Regions from separate parts of the Homo sapiens genome. Here region 1 is linked to region 2. A link is an interaction called in ENCODE POLR2A ChIA-PET data of the cell type or tissue named here. Cell type or tissue: MCF 10A. All regions are shown on one strand. Links, peaks and the distances in the headings refer to the core of each region. The heading gives the core; the rest is flanking DNA. Region 1 overlaps SH3PXD2A (SH3 and PX domains 2A). Region 2 has its middle 16 kb from the start of SH3PXD2A.

The links. ChIA-PET counts read pairs that join two places held together with the same protein. Peaks named below come from ENCODE experiments on the same cell type or tissue, not always from the same donor. Only the 100,000 strongest peaks of a DNase experiment are listed, where the experiment ranks them.
Region 1: POLR2A ChIA-PET joins it to region 2 with 40 read pairs; 6 of 35 experiments call an interaction of 5 or more read pairs at or near these places.

The regions. Positions count from the first base shown.
Region 1 is chr10:103,754,304-103,762,792 of GRCh38, reverse strand. All of the region lies in intron 3 of SH3PXD2A (SH3 and PX domains 2A), which reads left to right. It overlaps SH3PXD2A-AS1 (SH3PXD2A antisense RNA 1), which reads right to left. Exons shown (of 3, transcript NR_038940.1): 3 at 7,384-8,489. Among named protein-coding and RNA genes, the nearest start is that of SH3PXD2A-AS1, 12 kb to the right of the region's middle. RefSeq lists a silencer at 3,128-3,422 and enhancers at 5,553-6,208, 6,209-6,866. In MCF 10A, for the core only: no CTCF peak of the experiment used is centred there; DNase peaks (open chromatin) are centred at 3,532, 4,642 and 4,892.
Region 2 is chr10:103,867,256-103,875,744 of GRCh38, reverse strand. No RefSeq gene overlaps it. Among named protein-coding and RNA genes, the nearest start is that of SH3PXD2A, 16 kb to the right of the region's middle. In MCF 10A, for the core only: no CTCF peak of the experiment used is centred there; DNase peaks (open chromatin) are centred at 3,414, 4,544 and 5,074.

The sequences.
Region 1 (8,489 bases), core at 279-8,278, 110 kb after region 2:
TTTGTAGGGGAACTGCCCGTAAGAGAGCCCCCGAATTGTTTTCATCAGGGCTAGAACCTGCTTTCTGGACCCTGGAAGTGAAAATCCACTGTGTCTGGGACCACCAGCCTTTATGAAGTCTGCAGAGCCTTGGAAGGGCAATGAGAAGCTATGGACCCACGTGGGACTGGCAGTTCTCCAGCAAGGCATCCTGGGAAAGAAAACCCAGACGTTTCATGGTCAGGAAGGGGCAGAGAGTTACTCCAGAGCCCAGACACCCTGAAGAGTGGTGGTGGGGGCAAGGGGTAGAGGGAAGGAAAGGGAGCCCCCCCAGGCCTATGCCTCCAAACCCCGTATTATGTGAGACTGAGGGAGACACACCCATCTCTTTTGCTGGCCTTTGCAGCCTTCCTTTGAGACAAGGCCCTTATCCGCCTCTGTCATGTTTCTATCATGAGGCTGGATGGGGGGTGCTTTGTTAAGACATGTTGGGCGCAGTGGCTCACACCCGCAATGCCAGCACTTTGGGAGGCTGAGATGGGTGGATCACTTGAGGCCAGGAGTTCCAGACCAGCCTGGACAATATGGTGAAACCCCCATCTCTGCTAAAAATACAACCAAAAAGTTAGCCAGGCATAGTGGCACATGCCTGTAGTCCCAGCTACTTGGGAGACTGAGGTGAGAGAATCACTTGAACCTGGGAGGCAGAGGTCACAGTGAGCAAGATTGTGCCACTGCACTCCAGCCTGGGTGACAGAGCGAGACTCTGTATCAAAAAAAAAAAAAAAAAAAAAAAAAAGACGTGTTGATTGCTCCTAGTGTGTGCCTAGCCTTATCCTAGCCACTCTGCATACCTTCCCTCCAGTCTCACTGCAGGTGGCTTTATCCCCATTTTAAAGAGAAGTCAAATCACTGTCCACCATCACTTAGCCATACAGCAGCAGAGCCGCGATTCTTCCTATGGGGCCGTATGTCTTTCCTTGGGCAAGAAGGAATTGCCACAACAGCCTCAGCTAGACTCTGTCTTTGTCCCTCCCTTCTTGCCTGCACACCTCCCAGGTTAGGGATCTGAGAAGTTCTGCCTGAGACAGACCACTGGGAGGTCCAGCCTCTCCCTCGGGCTGTCATTGCTATCTCATGTTTCAGGAGTGCCCTGTGTGGGTGGCAGGTGGCTGGAACCTCACGGGGACTCAGGTGACCTGTAAGGGTTCTCTCATTCCATTGAGTGGCCGAGGTAATTACTCACCAGCACAGAGTAATTGATATTTTTCTTGCAATTAAACCACTTAACTTATTATTTTAATGATTACAAATAAGATAGTCCCAAGGCTTTCAGAGTGCTATCTTCCTTTAATTATGATCTAACAAGTTTGGCTATTTGGTTTCCTAACAGCATTTTTTTAAACTTTTTATTTTGAAATAATTAGAGACTCACAAGAGGTTGCAAAAATACTAGGCACTCTACATTCCCCCCTCCAATTCCACCACTGTACTGCAGGGTAGCTGGCATTATTCCCATTTTAAGGAGAGGTCAAATCACTTTCCACCATCACATCACTTCCCCCCAATGGTAACATCTTATGTAACCGCAGTATGTTATCAAAACCAGGAAATTAATATTGGCACAACTCAACTAACTAGACCACAGACCTGAGTAATTGATTTTTATTTTATGGAGGTGGAGAGTGCTGTTAAACAAGCATGTCAGCTGGTCTTTAGGAAGGAGGCAGTGGTTTGATAATAGTCCCTGAGAAACTGTACTCCCAGGCCCAACCTCTCGGCATTCCCATCCTCAACAAAAAGGCATATTCCAGAAACCTGTGCAAATTCAGCTCTTTGGAACAAATCACATGATCTTTTAGGTGTCCAAAGTATTATTCTATTCAAAAGAGGCATATAATAAATCCTGTTGCAAAGCAAGGAACTTTTAAAAAAAATATTCTTTTAAGTATTCTTGGCTGGGCACAGTGGCTCATACCTGTATTCCCAGCAACTCAGTAGGCTGAAACAGGAGGATCACTTGAGGATAAGAGTTTGAGACCAGCCTGGGCAACAGAGCAAGACTCTATCTCTAAAACGAACAAACAAAAAACATATTTTTACTCCAGCTCTCTTTTGATTAAAAAAAAAGTATTCATCTTTCCCTCGTTACATATACATATTTATTTTATATACATATATTGTATTGTATATTTTATATTTTATATACATGTATATATTTTAAATACATATATATATCTTTTTGAGACAGGGTCTCGCTCTGTTGCCCAGGCTGGAGTACAGTAGTACAGTCACAGCTCACTGCAGCCTCCACTTCAGAGGCTCAATCTGTCCTCCTGCCTCAGCCTCCCAAGTAGCTGAGACTACAGTTGCGTGCCACCATGCCTGGCTAATTTTTGTATTTTTTTGTAGAGATGGGGTTTTATCATGTTGCTTAGGCTGGTCTCAAACTCCTGGACTCAAGTGATCCACCTGCCTTGGCTTCCCAAAGTGTTGGGATTACAGGTGTGAGCCACTGCACCTGACCTGGTTTACATATATTTTTATACTTTGGGACTTCTCCTGTTCCTCCAAGTTCCGTAGGTGTGACAAGACGGGCTCAGATGAATGCCTGCATATGCAGTGAGTTACTTTATAGGAGGGGAGCCTGCATCTTTTTATAATGGATGGTAAGCAAACCTGCCCTTTTGCTCCCAAGATGGACACTATCCTTAGTCCAAGACTATATGCAAACCTGCCGTATGCCCCAGAGCAAGGCACTACCTCTGTCTTCTAAGGCTGTTTGCTATGCAAGCACCTTTGAAAAGATCATCCAAAACAAAAAGCAGTTAGTGCCTTGTTTACAAGACATGTACAACAGCAGGAGGCCCAGGGAGAATTGGCTCAGAAGTGTGCCTTAGCGCTTTCTGAGGTCTCTTGCTTTTTGGAGGGGTGGGCAGAAATCAAATTCCTTAGGACATTGGGCCAAGCGTGGCGGGGTCACCAGCCTCTCAGGGCAGCCTACTGTTTACTTGGAATTTTCTGCCTTGTTTTAGAAGATGACTGTGGAAAATCCATCTCCTGTTGCCCATCCTGGGATTGGAGTAGATTTCCTGTGTATCCCGAGTTTGCTGGCCTGAGGAGACTCCCTGAGAGGAAATGGTCATTACGACATGAAGTAGAGTGTGTAGCTGCTGATGTAAAAAGCAAACAACTGTGGCCAGGGATTGAGGGACTTCAGAAGCCAGGCAGTGGAGCAAAAAGAGCTGCACTCCCTCTGCAAAGGCTGTGCGAGGTCCCCTCCCACTAGCAAGCCATCTGTGTCTCTGTACTGGCTGGCACTGGGCCTCTGGGCTTCCAGAAAGCCCTTCATCCTAATAGCTGAGTTAGTCCCATGCATCGCTATCCATATCCCCAGGTTGATGAGTCCTGGAGAAGTGAGATTGCTTAGGGAGAAAAGTGAATCTATAACCATAATCAAGGTAGGCGTTGCCAGCCTGCAGACAGCCTTGTGACCTTATGAGCTTAGAGGTATATTTTTAGTCAGCAGGCATGCTTGCTTCTTTTGTACTGACTCGCCAGTTTACGTAACGGCCCTGTAATGAAGAGGCAGTTTGGAGCCACAGTGCAGAGGGTGCTGGGTGAATTGCAAGCATGTTCTCCGGGGCCTTCCTCTCCCAGCCCCCAGAGCCCTGTGCAGAAGATCCGGTATTTGTTCCAGCATAGAAGGAAGCAGGGGGAAGGGATGTCTTTAACTAGAGCTGGTCCGTGGCCCGCTCCCTGGGCTATAGGTGTCTGTGTGTGTCTCCACCAGGCACCAGCTGAGAAAGCCCTTCCTGAAGGGCCCTGGATGCTATGAGGGAGGTTGTGGCTCAGAGATTTCACCAGACTGCAACCCCCAAGGAAGAGAGGTTGAGAAGTTTCTGGGTCCCACAGGTGACCTGGGATGTCAGGAAAAGCCAAACTATGTGATGGAGAAGGAAAAATAGGGTCTGTTGGTAATTCTGGGGTTTAAAAAGGTCAACAAGATTATAGGCCTGAGAGGCACCGTGTGCCATCTTAAACACAGCTTTCCTCCAACCTCCACTGGAGGTATTTTGTCTTCTCTTGATGTAATTACTGCTTCCCATCCCCAAAAATCAGTCTCCTACTCTGTAATCTGGACGGGCAGTTTTCAGGGCCTGCTGTCAGCAGCTGACTCTGAACACAGCGTGGAATAGCTACATTCATTCCTTTCTATCACAGATATTTATTGAACACATACTGTGTGCCAGCTGTGGTCACTGGTGATATGACTGAGAACAAAGTAGGCCTGGTTGTGGTTCTCAGGAAGTTTACCTTCCAGTGTGGGAGTCAGAAGACAAATAGATGAGCAATTTCCAAGAGTGATGAGTGCCAGAAGGAAAAATAACCAGGTCATGTGGCAGGTGCTACAGCTCAAGGCATCTGAAATTAGATGGTCACAAAGGGCTTCTTTGCAGAGGTGACATCTCCACTGAGTAGGTTTGGATCATCAGGGCCCAGGGGTGCCAGGCTTGGGGGGACAGCAAGAACAGTAACCTTAGTCGGACCACCGGTATATGTTTGAAGAACAGTAAGAAGTGTGTGGAACAGTGAGGAGTGCTGAGTCACCCAGAGACAGCTGGGCAGACAGGACTTGTGGAGCCAAGACACTCCAGAGCGGCTCCACCTGTGTGTTTGTGAGCTGTGCCATCTGGCCCAGTCACACGGACTCCAGGCTCTGTAGCATCATCTGTCAAATGGGTTGATCATGGTTTGGTGACATCGCAAGCAGTTAATGCATGGAAAGCGCTGTGTGGCGTGCAACGGGAGAGGACTGGTGCCGCAAGCCTGTCTGTGCTCGTGGTGGCTTTGCCGCAGGACACAGATGTGGGATTTCCTTTGCCCTCCCCACTCTGTGCTGAGTCAGCTCTTCCCACTGCAGCCCAGGCCGCAGCCCAGGCACAGCCTCACTTCCTGCAGTTCTTTCCCGGCCTGTGGTAACTTGCAAAGCAGCAAGGAGCTTGTTTCTAAAGAGCAGATGACCCAGATGGCTGATCTGGGATGAAAGGTGGGGATCCGGCCTCTGATCACATGGCAGTGTCACTGTCACTACCTTCCAGACTCCGAGCTGCAGACCCTCCAGGTCTTGCAGGGAGTAACAAGCTTTGCAGGGGTCAGCCACGCAAGGGGCTTTTTTACTTTTGAAATGTAGATCAGTCTCCCAAGCCCTTCCCCCGCGACATCCCCACATTCCAAGACCAGGAAAAGAGCCAGGCCACCTTGTTACAACTTGGTATGTGCCTTCCCAATCATTCTAGAAGGGAATCAGCTCCTGAACACCTACCCCCAACCCTCCGTCCTGGATGGATTGTATCCTAGGTATCTTCCCCAGGAACTTTCTGATCTGGGCCGAAAAGCCTGTCTCTTCTCATGGTCTCAGTCAGTCTGTGTCATCTAAGACGCAGAAAATGCACCCGGGCCTGGGTCTCCAGAGTCCTGGATTCTAGTGCACCCCATGCTAATCACCATGGCACAAAATTGAAGAAGTTAAGTTTGAGCAATCAGGGATCACCTTGCTTGTTGGCAAAGTCACCAGAAAGTGACAGGCATGATTTCAGGGCTCGGTGACACTCCTGTCCTTTACCCTCCACTCCCTCCCCCTGGAAATACATCCTTTCCTTACCTGATGCCTAAATGTCCTTTTACAAGGTTGGATCCTTTCCCTCCATGCTGAGAGAGTACAGTTATACCCTGGTGTCCCCAGGGTTGGTGCTTCCAGCCAACTCATACTCCAGCGTAGATGGCAGACTGGATGGTTACTGAGACCAGGGTTGATAGAGGTGAGAGGGCAAGTGGGCAGCTGAGGCTAGAGACAGAAGAAGGTGCTAGGCCTCAAAGGCCTGTGTGGAGTCTGGAGAAGGGGCTGGCGGGAGCTTGCACGGAGCAGAGGAGACCAGCTGGGGTCCTGGAGAGGCAGGTGAGAGGGCAAAGGTGACTTGGCCTAGGCTGGGCCCTGGGTGGAGGGAAGTAGACTGAGGTCTGTCTTAGAAGGACAGCCAAGAGGCCATGCTGATGGATTGGAGGTGGTGGGGTGGGGTCGAGGATGACTGCCCATAGCTCTGTCTGGGCAGCCCTGGCCAAGATGGCAGAAGGAGTGTTTCACCTCACCACCACTCCCCACTCCTGCCTGTGGGCTGCATCCGTGGGGGTGAAGGGAAAGGACTTCCTCCCTCCTCCCTGAGGTGGCCGAAGCCTTTGGAGCATATGAAAGGTGCTTTGTGGTGGGCAGCCTCCCTCCCCAGGAGCCTCTGGGCACTGGGCACTCTGGTTTCTGGGTCCAGGTTTCACTGAGGGCTCGGGAGTGGCAGCAGCGGGTGATGGTGGTGGAGGGGAACACTGAGGCGCATTGAGAAGGAGCTCCGGCCCCCAACAACTTCTTAGGAGGTGAGGGGCACTGGAAGAGATAAACTCCCACAGTGTCCCTGGCCTAATCCCGCACACTGCCCTCCTGGGTCACTCCAACTGGACCCAGGCCCAAGGACAAAGCCCCAAGCCAGAGCTCTTCTCTGGCAGGGACTGAGCTGGCTCTAGGCATCACCTGTGTGAACTGATGTATCATTCATCCAGGGCTGCCTGGCACCCAGCAGATCCATCGTTCTGGGCGCTGAAAATACCTCCTCCCCCTTCACCTCCACAGTTCCCAGGACTGATGTCCACTGAGGAGGCCCCAGGATGCCAGGCTGCCCAGCCTCCAGACCACAGTTGGCCCCAGGGGACTGGCATGGCCTGAAGATGGAGCCCGTTCATCTGAATGTACCTTCAAAAGGGAAGGGAGGAGGCAAATGTGGAGGGTGGGGGTTGGCTGGCAGCCTCGCCTTTCTCTACCTGTCAGGGACAGGGTGGCCTGGCGACACCCCTGCAGGCTTCAACTGTCAAGATCGAAGCTCGTGTGAAGGAAAGGGGCTAGGTTTATGTTTCTCCCCAGGCCCAAACAGGAGAAGCCAGATTTCGCCTTAGTGAGGACACATTTGGGTGGATCTCAGAGAGAACTTCCAGGGACAGGAAGAACTTCTCAGCGGGTAGGGGGTGGTTCTGAGCAATGACTTTGGGCTCCTGCAGATCTGGTTCATACCTGGGCTTTCTACTTAGTGCTACTTGCCTGAACCAAAACTCTGCTATTTTCCGTGGCTGAGATGGGTAGCTATCGTACTTCCACACTGGAGGACTTACAGCCAGACAAACCTGGGGTTCAAATCCCAACTCAGCAGGCTCGGCATGCTGTCTCACATCTGTAGTCCCAGCTACTCAGGGGGCAGAGGCAGGAGGATTGCTCAAGCTCAAGAGTTCGAGACCAGTCTGGGCAACATAGTGAGACCCTGTTTCAAAAAATAAAAATTAAAAGAAATCCCAACTCAGCCTCTTCATAGTTGTGTGACTCTGGGCCAGTTTTAATCAGTTTAATTCTGAAGCTCCATCATAATCCCCATCTCTGAAATCCCTTCAGGGTTATTGAGAGCATCAAATGAAATGTCATCTGAAAAGCACAAAGTAAGCCCTCAGCACACGATTGTGATTTGGTAATTTTTAGTATCAGGTCCCTAACAAAATTGTGAGCTGTCTCTGGGATGGTTTGAATGCAGCCTCCTAGAATCCCTTCCAAGAGTGAGGTCTCTTCTCAGGAGTGCGGTCCCACAGCCTTGTGTGTTTTAAGGATTGCTGTTCAAAATGTGGTCCTCAGATCAGCAGTGTGGCCATCATCTGGGAGCTTGTTGGAAATGCAGACACTTGGCCTCCCCCAAGATCTGTAAGTCACCGTCTGCATTTTAACATGCACAGGTGATTTGTGTGCACCATAAAGTTGGAGAAGCAATGTTTGAAGGTCCATCAGAGCCCTTCTACAGGAGGTCTACTGTGTCTTTAGGGCTCTCTTGGTGCTTGGTTACGTTCAGTTCATTCACATAATACAAACAACTGAGCCTGCAATGAATCCATTTCTGACTCAAAGTAGAGGTGCATGGGGAGACAAGGATTTACAGGGGTAACTTGGTGAGGGCTGGTTTCTTGGCCTCACATCCTTACATACACCTGAGCTGCCTGCCTGTTTCTGGTATTCTGTGGGAGGGAGTCGTGAGTAACAGCCCTCTCTCCCCATCACTAGCCCAACCAGGAGGATGCTCAGGTCCCAACCACACGCCCTCATCAGATATAGATCAGAACATTCTCTCTCCCCTCCCTTCCAAGATGGGGTGAAGTTTTGGGCCAAGGAGATTGCTAAGATTTTTATTTTAGAAGTTCCCTGATTGGAGATGGGCAAGACTGGCTCATGAACTCTCTGTGGTTTTGAAGATAGGGTGGCATGAGAACGTCTAAAGCCTATGTCTGGAGTTACGTCGTACTGTTAGGATGGAAAACAGGCTCTTGTAAGATGTCTCTGGAAAAAGTTAAGTCAACAAAATAAAGTGAAGCCAAGCATGGTGGCACACTCCTGTACCAGCTACTCGGGAGGCTGAGGTGTGAGGATCACTTGA
Region 2 (8,489 bases), core at 112-8,111:
ATTTCAGGCATGTGCCACCATGCCCGGCTAATTTTGTGTTTTTAGTAGAGATGGGGTTTCTCTATGTTGGTCAGGCTGGTCTCGAACTCCCGACCTCAGGTGATCGGCCCGCCTCAGCCTCCCAAAGTGCTGGGATTACAGGTGTGAGCCACTGTGCCCAGCTTACTGTGTATATTTTTAAGATTATATATATATTGTTAGGAAAATAACCATGTTAACAATATTTTTGTGTATCCTTCCAAAAAAAAGTCAGCGTTTTATATGCACTTCACATTTTTATTAATGCTATATTTTGGAAGTCTTTTTTTCTTTTTCACTTTAGCATGCAAAATCAGCATCTTTTAAAATGGTGACATAATTCCATCGTATTGCTGTTCCATAATGCACTTAGCCAGGGCCCTATTAAAAAACATTTAATTGGTTTCCAATTTGTTGCTATTGCAACCAATTCTGCAGGAAACATTTTTCTTTTCTTGGTATATGTTTAAAGTATGTTTGTATGGTAAATTTCTAGCAATGGAACTGCCAGGAAAAGGGGCATGAGCTTTTTAAAATTTGCATAGGCACTAACAAATTACCCAGTAAAAAGACTGATCCATCGTACACTCCTATCAATGATTTATGCGTCTACTGTTTACCCACGAGCTCACCCACAGTTTGTATTATCAGTATTTTTAGTCCATGTCCATCTGATAGGTGAAAATGATTTCTGGTTTCTGTTTGCATTTATGTTTTTTTAGTATGAGTAGTGTTGAGCATCTGTTCATCATGGGAGCCTTTAGATAAAGTTCTACCCTGGACAGTAGCCATTGCTTCCAGCAGGGGCTACAGACGGCCAGGCATGTGTTCTAGCAGTGGTATCTACTGCGGAACCAGCCCAGAGCGCAGCTGCCAAGGTGCCAGTTAATACACAGCTGGAATAAACATCCGGAAGAACTCAAAACTCAAAATTCCAAACCTGCCACTCCAAGTGCTTGGTCACATGCCCACCCAAATATTAAAAATAATAATGTGTTACAACAATGATGGTTTTATTTATTTTTCTTTTTTCTATATCACAAGTCATCAAGCAAAGAAAGGACAGCAATCTTTTTAAAACCAGCCACCATATTATTGACTCAGACCTCTCATAGACCAGATGCCATTTAGCTCTGGTTCAGTGACACTGTCCCCAGTCAGATTAATGTGAAAAACTAAGGATGCTTCTAAGAAAGTGCTAATTAAGTGGAGAAGGTAGTTTTAGTAATAGAAGTGGTCTTACAGCAGCTGCCATTGACTCAACATAGCTTAATTATCATCATAAGCTGAGGCTTCACTTTCATCATTTACTGGGTTTGGTACAGTTAATTGGGGCATTGGGCAACACCATTTTTGATCATCCTCTTGGCTAGAAATTGCTCCCTCGGGGAGGAAGGCATTTATTTTTTATTCTGAGGACAATCTGTGATTGAAGGAAATAAAGCAGGGTGAGGACAGAGTAGTAGCCTTCAGTTCTTCAGCTCTGCTTTAGAGCAAAGCAGCAGCGGGGTGCATGAGCTCTGATGTGGGACACAGGCATTTGTGACAAGGGCTGAATGTTACCCTGTACTGAAATTGTGAATGATTATTCTAATATGAGTTAGGTGGCAGAATAATATATTGAGCTATTGATGTGGGTTTTGTTTTTCCTGTATTTTATTTCTTCTTTCCAAGCTGGAAGCTAGCCTTGCCTCAGGGAGGTTTGGCTTGGGGGCTGAATTCAGAAGTTGTTTGCGCAGACTCTCTGGTTTTTTTTTTGGTTTTGTTTGAGACAAGAGTCTCGCTCTGTCACCCAGGCTGAAGTGCAGTGGCGCAATCTCGGCTCATTGCTTGAACTCCTGGGTTCAAGCGATTCTCCTGCCTCAGCCTTTCAAGTAGCTGGGATTACAGGCGTGTGCCACCATGCTCGCCTAATTTTTGTATTTTTAGTAGAGACGGGGTTTTGCCATGTTGGCCAGGCTGGTCTTGAACTCCTGACCTCAGGTGATCCGCCCACCTCGGCCTCTCAAAGTGCTGGGATTATAGGCCTGAGCCACTGCGCCTGGCCTGACAATCTGCTTTATGTTTTCTGGAAGCCCGAAGCCTGGGGAAGGATTGGAGATTGGTGGCCCCCAGGCATCGCGGATGGGAATGTGCTCCCTGTGACAGTCTCATGGCAGGACTTCTGTGGAGAGGTTTTGTGGTGTCTCTCAGAAGGTCAGAGCCTTAGCCTAGGATTCTCAGCTTCAGCAAGATTCCTGTGTGTCAGCTTGGAAAGGAAGCGGCCACAAGCCCTTCCCTGAAGGTGCATGCAGGCTGGAGCCCCGGGGATTTCCACAGCGGTCTTGGTCTCAGAAGAAGAGTGGACCTGTCCCTGTTTTTCAGGTACCCTGTAACCTCCTGGATTTTCACATATTTCCAGGGAAGGGAAGCCTGCCCCATCCTGTTACCACACATCTAATTTTCATGCCAGGCTCGAGGTTGAGGGCATCAAGGCTGAGGTAACTTGAAATAAAGAAAAAAAGGGACCAGGCATGGTGGCTCATGCCTGTAATCCCAGCACTTTGGAAGGCCAAGGCGGGCGGATCACGAAGTCAAGAGATCGAGTCCATCCTGGCCAACACGGTGAAACCCCATCTCTACTAAAAATACAAAAATTAGCTGGGCATGGTGGCACCCGCCTGTAGTCCCAGCTACTTGGGAGGCTGAGGCAGGAGAATCGCTTGAACCCAAGGAGGCGGAGGTTGCAGTGAGCTGCGATCGCGCTGCTGCACTCCAGCCTGGTGACAGAGCAAGACTCTGTCTCAAAAAAATAAAGAGAAAGAAAAAAAGGACTATGACAAGTCTCACCCACCTGCGTTTTGGTAGTAAGATTCATACTGCACCACAATTAGAATAACATTCAAGGTGAACGTTAAGGTCGTGCTCCCCATGCCCTTCCCTGCCAGAATGCTCTCGAGTGAGGGAGAAGGGGAGGACGTCACCGTACAGTTACAGGGACATTGCCTATGGCCCTCCCTCGGGAGTGTGCTGTGACAGGAACCACCTGTCCTGCATCACTGCTGACACAGGATTGGACATCACTGCCTCCGAGGATGGAGGAGAGATATGTAAGATCTTGTTGCAATTCCTCAGTGGGGTCCACCTCATCATGAATGAAAATGCCACCTTGTCCCACAACCATGACACCTGTTGCCAGAGGGGAAGAGCGACCTGTGAACACAGGCCCTGTTCCTGCCAGGCTGTGTGGGAGCAAGCAGGGGACTCAGGAGAGTGAGCAAATAGAATCTATTCTAGGAGATTCCAAAACCACCTGAGCAATGAGTCTTCTCCCAACATGAAGAAGCTTGAATGCCTTACTCATCGCAGCAGCTGGCCCAGCCCTGCCCTGCCCAGCCCAGTGCCTCAGGAAGAGTCAGCAAGCTCTGCCTGTGCCTGTGGTTTTGGTCCTGTCCTGGCTTGACTTGTCCTGGTGGAGGGCGAGACCCAGAAGCTCCGCTCCTGGGAATGACAGCTGGCGAGGAGGTACTGGTCTCAGCACTCTGCCACAGCTTAGGCCGTCAGCACGAGCAGATGCCCCATTAGGGGGCCTGAGAACTGAGAACGGGGACTGTAATCTGCTATTTCTGTCCATTTGTTGTTGACCCAGGTAACCAGGAAATATGGGAAGCAGGCAGATTCTGGTTGTTTCCACAGGAGTTGAGACTTAACCAGACAACTAACTCTCCTGAGTGTTCCCTCTTGGGTGGGCACACCACAGTTCACCCCGTAGTCTGTGGTAGACTCAGCATTAGACACAGTGCTGGTGCTTAAGAAAAGTTTCCATGAACAGGCAGTGTGCTTATTGAGTGCCAGCTGTGTGCAAGGTATCGTCCCAGGTACCGAAGAGGATTCCAGGACAAAGTTTCCTGTCTTCAGGGAACTGTCAGTCAAGTGGATCAAAAGACACATGCCTGTGTGATCTACAACCCAGCGGATCATAAGGCACATGCCTGTGTTTTCTTTGACCCTCAGAGGAACAAAAGTGTTTTTATTTGACCCTCAGGGTTTTAAAACTTTATACCAACATTTAAAAATTGGCTACCATCTATATGGAAAAAAAGGCAGTGTGTGCTTGTGTATGTGTATGTTTGTAGGGTGTGTGTGTGTGTGCGTGTAAGGCAGCACTGCAGAAGAACCCGGCCACAGTGATGGCCTCTTCAAATAGGGAATCGGGGAGCAGGAATGGGTGAGAGACTTGTTGCAATGTTTTATAATTTTTTTAAATGTAAAATGTAATAACTTTACAAATAAAAAAGGATTGGGGAATTCACATAAAAATCCAGGTATTTGGCTATTCTTGACAATGCAGAAGCTCTAGCAGGACTGGGGAACATTTCATCTGGAAACGGGTTGGGGGAGGTCAGTATTAAAGGATTTTCAGCTGAGAGGGGGCATCAGGTTTGTATTTTAGAAAGTACCTTAGCAGCAGAGTGGAGGAGCACAGCTTGAGGGCGAAGTCAGGGGCGGGTAGACCAGAGAGACACGTCTGCTGCCGTCATCCAGGGAGGGGTGGGGAGGGCCTGAACCGGACAGTGGCAAGGGACATTAGTGTAAGAGAACCAACAGGTAGGTAACCAATTTGGGGGAGAGTGGAAAAGGCCAGGTGAACTGCCAGGTTCTGCAAGGCAGACCACAGTAACGGCTACAGGATTTTTAAATTAATGGGAGGGGAAAAGGGGGCTCAGGAGATTTCTGGGGGTCTGAACTGGTGATAGCAGAAATGCTAAAGGAATACATCTCCTGAAATGTGAGGGAAAACCCACAGAGAAAATGGGCTTTCATGAGTAATTGGCTCCTCTACCCCTTTCCAGGCTCCGAGAGCGTTTCACGGGTTTACCAGAGAAAATGGCCTCCGGAGACTGCAACGTGAGAGAACTGGAATTTCAGACAGAAATTGAATGCATGTGGCTTAAAAGACAAGGAAGCACCAAGTGAAAAGTAGTCGAAATCATATTCCTTCAGGGGATGAATTTTTTTGGATCTGTGTTCATCCTTTATGGCTTTATTAGTCATTGCGAAAGCCCTTTTGGGGTTGCAAAGCTGCCAGCAGGGTGCTGTTCCTGGAGGATTACCTTGAGCAAGAAGCCCCAGAAAGCAGCCCAGGCAGGCATGTCAGCAGGGAGGCTGTCCTGGCAGCATGCTGTCCAAGGGGAGAGGCCAACGCTCTACCCCTGAGGTTTGAGGCCAGAGGAAAAGAACCAACCTGGAGATTCTGCAATTCTGTTTTCTCTTAAGGTTGCTTTGGCCGTTTAGGGTTTTTCATGAAGGACAGAAACAGATCCATTCCTTGAAGGCAGAAAGAAGTTTGTACTGCCCCGCACTTGACAATGTTTAATTACATTTGCCACTTGAATCAGAGTTGAAAATATCTTCCTTTTTTTCTGTTTGAGAGTCTTGCTGTGCATCCCTCAGGCTGGCTGGAGTGCGGTGGCATGATATCGGCTCACTGCAACCTCCGCCTCCTGGCTGCTGGGTTCAAGCGATTCTCCTGCCTCACCCTTCTAAGTAGCTAGGACTACAGGAGCACACCACCATGTCCAGCTAGTTTTTGTGGAAATGGGGTTTCACCATGTTGGCCAAGCTGGTCTCAAACTCCTGACCTCAAGTGATCTGCCCACCTCAGCCTCCCAAAGTGCTGGGATTATAGGCATGAGCCACCACACCCAGCCGAAAATATCTTCCCTTTGAGACTTGGTGGCCAGCTGTTGATTTCATACTGGTGTGGCCTCAGACAATCTATGATGTAAGAAAGATAGTTAAAGTAAAATCAACCCAGTATTAATTACTTAATAATAACTAATGAACAGTTATGCACCAATAACTCAGCAAATTTAAATCTACCCGTAAGCCCAACTAGGTAGATACTGTCGTCATTCCCAATTTACAGGTGAAGAAATAGAAGCTGAGAAACTAACTTTCCCAGGGGCATATATTTAGTAAACTGGAAAACCCAGGCTTCTACCCAGTGAGTTCAACCACTAGGCTTTAATTGCTTTCAGGATCAGAGAAGTCTGTTCTCTGGTAGCTTTAAACTATGAACCCAATACAGAGTGTCTTCAAATTTGGGTTGATATATAAACGTTATTTTTCCCACAGTTGAGGCTGCACCGAGGACACACTTCTGGTGATGAATGGCATATGAGGGTGCTGGGCTGAGTGGGTGGGGTGACATCACATCACACCCGTGACAAAGAGGGAGCAGGTATTTACTGAAGATACAGGAGCCCTGGGTCAGGGCAGTAAGCATTCGTACATAAACAACTGTGCAGTCCCACAGGGAGACCAAGAGAATGGTGCAGTAGCCTCTGAGGAGTTTTATTTGGTTCATGCAGTGTTGGTCTTTCCAGGCTTTATTTTTTTAATGTTAAAAAATAGTTGATTTTAATTATGAAATATTTCAAACACACAGAAAACAATAAAGCAGATACCTAGTATCACTGAGATGAAACAGCTGTTAATATTTTCTCCTGACTGGGCGAGGTAGCTCACACCTGTAATCTCAGCACTTTGGGAGGCCAAAGCAGGAGGATTGCTGGAGCCCAGGAGTTCAAGACCAGCCTGGGCAACATAGTGATATCTCGTCTCTACTAAAAATTTAAAAAATTAGCCAGGCGGCGTGGTGGCATGCTCCTGTAGTCCCAGCTACTTGGGAGGCTGAAGTGGGAGGATCGCTTGAGCCTGGGAGGTCAAGGCTGTAGTGAGCTATGACTGTGCCACTGCACTCCAGCCTGTGCAACAGAGCAAGACCCTGTCTCAAAAAAGAAAGAAAGAAAGAAATCCCCCTATATGCTTCAGCCCTCTATCTCTTTGAAGAAATATGTTAGAAATACACATAAGGCCAACCCTGTTCCTTTCCTGCCTCTGCCCCCAGAGGTAATAACTGTCATGTGTATCATTCCCATGCAGATTTTTTTTCTTTTTTATTGTGGCATAACTTACAAGTGGTAAGTCGTACAAATTTTAATGATACAGTTTGATGAATGTTTGCTTATGCTATACCTGGATGATGAATTTTTACATGTGTATACACCTAAAACAAGGTAGAGGTCCAAATATTGAACATGTCCAGCACCACCTCAGAGAGCTCCTTTGCTTCACATTATTTCAAAAATAAGCAGATGGAGGTGCCAACATTTGAAAGTTTTAAAATCTAGAGATTTAATATAAAAATTCAAATTTCTGGCTCTTGAAGTTTTGGAAAATATGACCACATTAAGCCCACATTCTAGCATGGGGACAGAGTGGCAACTGCCCACTGTAGACACAGCATGAGTGCCTCAATTTGCATACTATGCCTGCCATGCCGTGTGGGTATATCCAGCCCACTGCATTCACTTACAGAAACTGAAAGGTGCCACTCTATTTGTAAAATTTCAAAAGTGCCACAAAAAATGTAGAGAACAATTACCTTAGCTATCTTTAGGAAGGCAGAGTTTGAGAAAAAGTGTCCTCCTCCCCACCTGCTAATGACTTAGGAAGCTGCTGACAATGTCATAAAATAAAAAGGAATCAGATTCTCTAGGTCCATGCTACTCAAAGTGTGGTCCTCGAATCAGCAGCATCCAGGAGCTTGTTAGAAATGCAGAAAGCTCAGTGCCTTCCCACCCACATGTATGAGTTTGCTAGGGCTGCCATAACTAAGTATCACACAGTGGACGGCTTATACAACAGAAAGGTATTTTCTCACAGTTCTGGAGGCCAGAAGTCCAAGATCAAGGTGTCAGCAGGGTTTGTTTCTTCTGAGGCCTCTCTCCTGGGCTTGTGGATGGCTGCCTTCTCCGTATGTCTTCACATGGTCTTCCCTCTGCATCTGTCCTCAGCTCCTCTTTTTTTTTTTTTTTTTTTTGAGACGGAGTCTCACTCTTGTCACTCAGGCTGAAGCGCAGTGGCATGATCTCAGCTCACTGTAACCTCTGCCTCCTGGATTCAAGCGATTCTCCTGCCTCAGCCTCCTGAGTAGCTGGGATTACAGGCACCCGCCACCACACCTGGCTAATTTTTGTACTTTTAGTAGAGACAGGGTTTCGTCATGTTGGCCAGGCTGGTCTTGAACTCCTGACCTCAGGTGATCCACCTGCCTCGGCCTCCCAAAGTGCTGGGATTACAGCCGTGAGCCACCACGCCCGGCCTCATCTCCTCTTCTTATAAGCACACCAGTCCTATTGGATTAGGACCTACTCTTATGACCTCATTTAACCTTAATTACCTCTTTAAAGACCCTGTCTCCAAATACATTCACATTCTGAGATAGGGGGATTATGATTTCAACATACGAATTTTGAGGGGTATGACCAGGCACGGTGGCTCACGTATGAAATCCCAGCACTTTGGGAGGCCAAGGTGGGCAGATTGCTTGAGCTCAGGAGGTCAAGACCAGCCTGGGCAACATGGCAAAACCCCATCTTTACAAAAATACGAAAAATTAACTGGGCGTGGTGGTGTGCATCTAT